Regions from separate parts of the Homo sapiens genome. Here region 2 is linked to region 1. Evidence: read pairs that join two places in POLR2A ChIA-PET (ENCODE). Cell type or tissue: GM12878. All regions are shown on one strand.

Region 1 (4,000 bases):
CCCCAGTAACCTACACTTTACAGGTGGAGAGGCAAGAGAAGGGACTTGCCCAAGGCCACCTGGGGTGCCTGTGGCAGGGCATCAACAAGCTCGGGTCACTGCAGCATTCTTCTCCCCACCCTCTTCCCATTCAGGAAAGAAGGCCAGTCCTGTCATTTGTGCTGTTGTCTCAGACACCAAAAGGCTGTTTTCCTTCTGTCCAGCTCAGCATCGATGCCTGGAATCAGGAAGCAGGGTGATGGAAAGTGTCCTGTCTGACGTCTTCCTGCGGAGGGGGGACGGCATCCTCACAGGCTGGGCTTCCTGAAATACAGCTGTGGCAGCAGCTTCAGGATTTGGCAGAACATTTAACATTATTATTATCATTATTTTTGAGACAGAGTCTCACTCTGTTGCCCAGGCTGGAGTGCAGTGGCGCAGTCTCGGCTCACTGCAACCTCCGCCTCCCGGGTTCAAGCGAGTCTCCTGCCTCAGGCTCCCAAGTAGCTGGGATTACAGGTGCGTGTCACCACGCCCGGCTAATTTTTGTGTTTTTAGTAGAGACTGGGTTTCGCCATGTTGACCAGGCTGGTCTTGAACCAGCGATCTACACACCTTGGCCTCCCAAAGTGCAGAGATTACAGGTGTGAGTAACTTCGCCCAACCAACAATTGGATACTTTTCAGTACTATTTGAATTATTATTATTTGCCATACACATAAGTTAAATCTATTAATAAAATAGTCAGGCCAGGCGCGGTGGCTCACGTCTGTAATCCACCTGACCTCAGGTGATCCACCCACCCTCGGCCTCCCAAAGTGCTGGGATTATAGGCGTGAGCCACTGTGCCTGGCCTAACATTATTTTTTAAAAGACCGAGTATTGGGAATAAGGTGAGGAGGGAGGAGAGATGGGGTAGATGAAAGGAAACAAACTTTTCCAGCAGAGAATAACTAGAGTTACTCTAGAAATGCTAAATAAAAAAATAGAGCATGAGTGTGTTATTTACAGTCAGGGAGAGGATTCACAGCAGTGAAAAATTATTCACTTTTTTTTTTTTTTTTTTTTTTTTTTTAGTTTCCTACACTACATGGATATAAAAATCATTCACTATTAACATAGTTACTTCTGGGTAGTGGTTCTGGAGGTAGGATAATTTAATTTTTAATTGGATACTTTTCTTTCTTCTTTTCTTTTTTCTTTGAGAAAAGGTATCTGTTGCCCAGGCTGGAGTGCAGTGCACCATCACTGCTCACTGCAGCCTCCACTTCCCAGGCTCAATCGATCCTCCCACCTTAGCCTCCTGAGTAGCTGGGACAATAGGCAAATGCCACCACATTCATCTAATTTATTGTATTTTTTGTAGAGATGGAGTCTCTATAAAAGTTGCCCAGGCTGGTCTTAAACTCTTGAGCTCAAGCGATCTACCCACCTTGGCCTCCCAAAGTGCAGAGATTACAGGTGTGAGTGACTTCGCCCAACCAACAATTGGATACTTTTCAGTACTATCTGAATTATTATTATTTGCCATACACATAAGTTACATCTATTAATAAAATAGTCAGGCCAGGCGCGGTGGCTCATGCCTGTAATCCAGCTACTTGGGAGGCTGAGGCAGGAGAATCACTTGAACCCGGGAGGCAGAGGTTATAGTGAGCCAAGATCGCGCCATTGCACTCCAGCCTAGGCAACAAGAGCGAAACTCCGTCTCAAATAAACAAATAAATAGGCCGGGCGCGGTGGCTCACGCCTGTAATCCCAGCACTTTGGGAGGCCGAGGCAGGCAGATCATGAGGTCAGAAGATCAAGACCATCCTGGCTAACATGGTGAAACCCCATCTCTACTAAAAATACAAAAAATTAGCCGGGCGTGGTGATGGGTACCTGTAGTCCCAGCTACTTGGGAGGCTGAGGCAGGAGAATGGCGTGAACCTGGGAGGCGGAGCTTGCAGTGAGCCGAGATCGTGCCACTGCACTCCAGCCTGGGCAACAGAGCGAGACTCCGTCTCAAAAAATAAATAAATAAACAAATAAATAAATAAAAATAGTGCTGAGCTCGGAGGCAGGTGGGAACTACTTTTGTCTCTAGACTCATTGAATGTGACCCAGGTAGTCCTTGGTCAGTCTAATAGGGAATTCTGTGTCAGTCAAATTTCAGCTAGACCCTCCTCCTGTCCCCTCAAGACCCAGTTAAGATTGGCTCCAGAAAATTTTTAAAAAGTGGCCCTAGACTATTCAATAAATAGAGTTAGAAATTTGGTTACCCGTTCGAAAAAGAAAAAAGAAATCTTTACCTCACACTATCCACAAAAAATCAACTCTAGATGGATCAATAACTCAAAAAGTTAAAGTTAAAACCTTTAGGCCAGGCACAGTGGCCTATACCTGTAATCCCAGAACTTTGGGAGGCCAAAGTGGGAGGATCATTTGAAGCCAGGAATTCAAGACCAGCCTGGGTAACACAGCAAAACGTCATCTCTACAAGAAATACAAAAATTAGCTGGGCGTGATGGCACGTGCTTGTGGTTCCAGCTACTCGGGAGGCTGAGGGAGGATCACTTGAGCCCGGAAAGTCGAGGCTGCACTCAGCCATGATTGTGCCATCGTACTCCAGCCTGGGTGACAGAGCGAGTCCCTGTGTCAAAAAAAAAAAAAAAAGCCCCCAAACCCAGGCATGGTGGTTTGAGCCTGCAGTCCTAGCTACTCGAAAAGGTAAGGCAGGAGGATCACTTGAGTCTGAGAGTTCGAGGCTACAGTGAGCTATGATCTCACCACTGTACTCCTGCCTACGTGACAGAGCAAACTCTTTACAAATCAATTAACAAAAAGCTAAAAATTATAATAGGAAAATTAACAAAAGATATGAATAGGCATTTCACTGAAGAGAAAACATGTCTGGCTAATAAACATGAAGACATGTTTAACTTCCTTAACATTCAGAGAAATGCAGATAAGCCCCATAGTGAATATCATTTTACATCCATTGGTTGGCAAAAGTTAAACACTTTGGGATGGGTGCAGTGGCTCACGCCTGTAATCCCAGCACTTTGGGAGGCCGAGGCAGGTGGGTCACCTGAGGTCAGGAGTTTGAGACCAGCCTGGCCAACATGGTGAAACCCTGTCTTTACTAAAAATACAAAAATTAGCCGGGCATGGTGGTGTGCACCTGTAATCCCAGCTACTCAGGAGGCTGAGGCAGGAGAATAGCTTGAACCCGGGAGGGAGAGGTTGCAGTAGGCTGAGATCGTGCCATTGCACTCCAGCCTGGGTGAGAAGAGCAAAAATCTGTCTCAAAAAAAAAAAAGTTAAACACTTTGACAGTACAAAGGGGACAAAGGATATGGACCATGAGCTCTCTTTTGCTCAGTTTTTGGGAGTAAAAATTGGCACAACTACTTTAGAAAACAATTTGACATGTTCATGTCAAGCTGAACGTATATCTAACTAGAGTGGTTGAGTGACTTGCCCAAGGTTATAGCTAGTGCATTTCAGAGCTGGGATTTGAACCAAACTGACTGGCACCAAAGAAGGGCAAAGGACACTGATGAAACACTCCCAGACACTGGGGCAACGGCTGGCCAGGGCTGGAATATTCTGTGACCCCCACAGGGGAAAACTAAGTGAAATATCTGAAAACATCACAAACATAGACACACTATCACAGCCTCACAGGCAGAAAGGGAACTTACCAGGCATCTGGCCCTGACACAGCATGAGCTCTGGAATGATGATTGCGGGTACACTGCCCTCCCTCCCTTCGTTTAGCCACTGTGCAGAGTGAACACCCACAGGTCTCAGCATGTGACTCTCTTCTGCAAGAGTCAGCCCAGTGGGGAGACAGACACTCCGGAAACCTAGATATGTGCTGGGCTGGGTGGCAGTGCCACAGCTGGGCACTTTACTCCCCAACATAAATGTAGGCATTTCTGTGTCTTGTGAGCCCATGAATCCTCATAAGACCCTGTTGAGTTGGGAATTACTGCAGAGCTGTAACAGACAGAAAACCTAGGCCCACAGACAG
Region 2 (4,000 bases), 130 kb before region 1:
AAGGCAAATTAACATTGTTTCACAGCACTCAATTTCTCAAAGCCCTTTCCTTTCTCTGGGTACATCCCAGAGGCATCGTGCTGCGTCTGCCGGATGCCTCTGCACACAGACTGAGTCTGCTGGTGAACAGAGGCAAAAAGAAAGCCCTGTTTGATAAGGGTACAAACCCAGCCCAGCATGCCTTTTTTTTTTTCTTTTTTTTTTTTGAGACAGAGTCTTACTCTGTTGCCCAGGCTAAACTGCAGTGGCGTGATCTCAGCTCACTGCAACCTCCACCTCCTGGGTTCAAGAGATTCTCCTGCCTCAGCCTCCTGAGTAGCTGGGATTACTGGGGTACACCACCACGCCATGCTAATCGGTATGCCTTTTCAAACCAAAGCCTCCTCTAAAAATCTGAAGAAAGCTGCAGTGCCTGACCCCCCAAAAATGTACATGTAAAAATGTATCTATTTTTTTAATCCATTGCACCACTGGCCCCTCAGACAAAAAAGTATCTGTTTTCTAGATGATACCCATGGCCTCCTGGTAGAGAGCCTCCAGTCTGGTCGAGGGGAGGAGCAAAGATGTAAAGGAAACAGAGTCCCATGCCCACTATCCCCTGCAGTGATTTCAACAGAGGGCCCGGCACTTTCTCATCCATCTCCTGCTCCTACACGAGATGTGGGACCTTCAATGTCAAGAAACACCTTATACTCCTGCCTCTCTGCCTGCTCTTAGCATGGTGATGGTACTAAATGTTGACTGAACAGGGTAATGGGTAAACAGTCAAAACCATTATGCTGAGTTTTGAAGAACACGCTAAGATCTTGCCAGCTTCAGGTGAAGCATTTGATGCTGTGAGTTTTTTTTTTTTTGAGATGGAGTTTTGCTGTCACCCGGACTGGAGTGCAGTGGCGCCATCTCGGCTCACTGCAACCTCTGCCTCCCCGGTTCAAGCGATTCTCCTGCCTCAGCCTCCCATGTAGCTGGGATTACATGCATGCACCACCATGCCCAGCTAATTCTTTGCATTTTTAGTAGAGATGGGGTTTCACCACATTGGTCACGCTGGTCTCGAACTCCTGACCGCAAGTGATCCGCCCACCTCGGCCTCCCAAAGTGCTGAGATGACAGGATTGAGCCACCGTGCCCGGCTGATGCTGTGAATTTTGAGCATTGCCCCCAACATGGTTACAAGCCAGATCTAAACACTAGGTGTCCATCCTGTGACTGTAGCCACTGCTGCTATTTAAACGCTGCTGGCACCGGATGCTAAACTAGCAAGCCCTGATCAGCCAAAAATTGTGATGGGGAAGGGGAGACTTTCCATAGCTTAGATCCATTCAAAACATTTTTTGAAACCGTGGCTTCCTGAATAATGAAAAATGTGAACAAGCAGAGCGTCCCTACACGCTTGACTCCTGCTCTGGGCCACATCTCCTCCTGCGAAGCCAAGCACAGGTCTTCTGAACTCACCGCTGCAGATTTTAGAAGTTCACATGCCTCACCCCATCACGCGGCCATTCTTGAAAGCATTAAGTTGCCCTACAGTGGGCCACATCCCCTTCTTGAGAGGTACCAAAGAACTTGCTCCGCTCTCTAGTGATGGCCCGCTGACCCCAGACAACAGCCTTTCTGAGACGATGGCTTTTATCAGTGGCTTGTCTCAGGAAGCTGGAGCAATGTTAGGTAAAACTACACCCAATGCACCCAGAGAACTCAACAGAGCCAAGAATGTCAAAGGAAATCAGCCAGGATAGCTGCTGGTTACTGGTGTCACCACTCCCACCCACGCAAGAATGACTCTCAGCCACGGTGAAGACAAACTTTGTCTCTTAAACTTTGACTCTCAGCCATGGTGAAGACAAACCTCACGTGAGCTTTTGCCAAGCCCATTCAGCAGAATCTCGGGCCGCTTGGGACGCATCTTCTCCCTTGGGACACGTCTTCCCCTCAGTAGAGGCACCACTATACCAGCCTCTGTGCCCGGGGTTGGGGTGATGGCACCTCACACCTCACAGCCCTGGCAGCTCATGTCCCACGGAGACACCACTCGAATCCTGCTTTGTTGTTGGCAGCATCTGGGGGTCTGGATAGCCAAGGATCCAGGATGGGTGAAACCGAGCTCCTGACCTGAGCCCAGCAGGCCTCTCTGCCCTTTGATGTAAGGGCCTTGAGGTGTGCGTGTGAATCCCCAAGCAGAAGTGACTTGTCCAAGGTCACATGGCTTGTTCTTTAAAGGCAGCAGACCTGGAACTCAAAACCCAGGCCTCGGCCAGGTGCAGTGGCTCATGCCTGTAACCCCAGCACTTTGGAAGGCTGAGGCGGGTGGATCACTTGAGGTCAAGAGTTTGAGACCAGCCTGGCCGACGTGGTAAAACCCCATCTCTACTAAAAATACAAAAAATTAGCCAGGTGTGGTGGCCCATCCCTGCAGTCCCAGCTACTTCGGAGGCTGAGGCAAGAGAATCACTAGAACCCAGGAGGCAGAGGTTGTGGTGAGCCAAGATCGCACCACTGCACTCCAGCATGGGCGACAGAGTGAGACTCCATCTCAGAAAAAAAGAAAAAAAAGGCTGGGCGTGGTGGCTTACACCTGTAATCCCAGCACTTTGAGAGGCCGAGGTGGGTGGATCACTTGAGGTTGGGAGTTCAAGACCAGCCTGACCAACATGGAGAAACCCCGTCTCTACTAAAAAATACAAAATTAGCTGGGTGTGGTGGCGCATGCCTATAATCCCAGCTACAAGGGATGCTGAGGTAGGAGAATCACTTGAATCGGGAGGCAGAGGTTGCAGTGAGCTGAGATCACACCACTGCACTCCAGCCTGGGCAACAAGAGCAAAACTCCGTCTCAAAAAAAAAACCCAAAACCCAAGTCTTCCTACTACATGCCCAGCCTGGCCCACTGCACTCCAGCCTGAGCAACAAGAGCAAAACTCCGTCTCAAAAAAAAAAAACCCAAAACCCAAGTCTTCCTACTACGTGCCCAGCCTGGCAGAGGTGATGGGTGCTTTGGGTGCTGGGAAAGGACGACAGGACCCGAGCACCAAGCCCTCTGGGTAGCCCAGGGTCTGCCTCCAACACCTCACCCCAGAGGATGGGCCAAGAGTGCAGCCACCAGCGTCCTGATGGAGGGACCTAGATCGGTACCACTCCCTTCTCTCCTCCCCTTCCTCCCCAGGAAAGCAGGACATGATTTGGGTCAAAGACCCAGACCAGAGCAGACCCACGGAAACCTCTGCTTCAGTTCTCCCCAGGGGCCACACATTTCACCCAGGCTAATTTTAAACCCTCCCTCAAATGGCTCCTTTCTGGCCAGACCTCCCCAGAGGCCTCTTAAATAGCAAGTTCTCAGCACAGAGTTTCCGCTTGGGGTAGGGTGGGGTGAGTGTAGGGGCTGTTTCCTTATCCTGGCTCAAGACTCGTTTCCAGCCAGGATTCCCTCTGGGTCCGATGACCCTTTTCCTCAGGGTTCCATCTTTCAGGTTCTATAGAGTCCAAAAGGCTACCCCACAGCTCCCATCCTGTCCCTGGCCACCTCTCAGGTGGTCAAGGCAGTCACGGATGAGCTGGTGGGCCCGTCTGCCTGAGCACAGATGCTCTGTGGGGAGCAGTCCGGGAGGCTAAATCACAGCAAGTGTGATTCCCAAACACCCGCCTTGGTTCCTACTAGATTCCAGCCACCCCAGCAGATGACATCTTAAAGCCCAGCCCCTTGTACAGACAGGGAGACTGAGACCCAGAAAGCCTTGGTGATTTGTCAACGGCACACAGCTGAGTTCACGGAGGAGCAGGGCTCCTGAGACCAGGCACCCTGACTCTGCTGTTTGTGAGGGCAGGGGGAGCGGCACAGGGCAGCCTCATCAGCGTCATGGGTGGGTAAGTGCTGCCATCCATCCACTCAGTATGACACTTGTTTAGGATGACAGCCACACCAGAGTGAGGAGGGCAGAAAAAGGGGAAACTGGCAAACCAGGAGCAGGGGAAGCGTGGGCTCCGCAGGCTGACCAGCCACATG

Evidence for each region. ChIA-PET counts read pairs that join two places held together with the same protein. Peaks named below come from ENCODE experiments on the same cell type or tissue, not always from the same donor. Only the 100,000 strongest peaks of a DNase experiment are listed, where the experiment ranks them.
Region 2: POLR2A ChIA-PET joins it to region 1 with 6 read pairs; 4 of 35 experiments call an interaction of 5 or more read pairs at or near these places.

What each region holds. Positions count from the first base shown.
Region 1 is chr15:64,878,659-64,882,658 of GRCh38, forward strand. No RefSeq gene overlaps it. Among named protein-coding and RNA genes, the nearest start is that of ANKDD1A, 31 kb to the right of the region's middle. In GM12878, no CTCF peak of the experiment used is centred here; no DNase peak of the experiment used is centred here; H3K27ac peaks cover 591 bases.
Region 2 is chr15:64,751,777-64,755,776 of GRCh38, forward strand. All of the region lies in intron 1 of RBPMS2 (RNA binding protein, mRNA processing factor 2), which reads right to left. Among named protein-coding and RNA genes, the nearest start is that of MIR1272, 8.7 kb to the right of the region's middle. RefSeq lists enhancers at 2,900-2,959, 3,000-3,179. In GM12878, no CTCF peak of the experiment used is centred here; DNase peaks (open chromatin) are centred at 1,845, 2,165 and 3,295.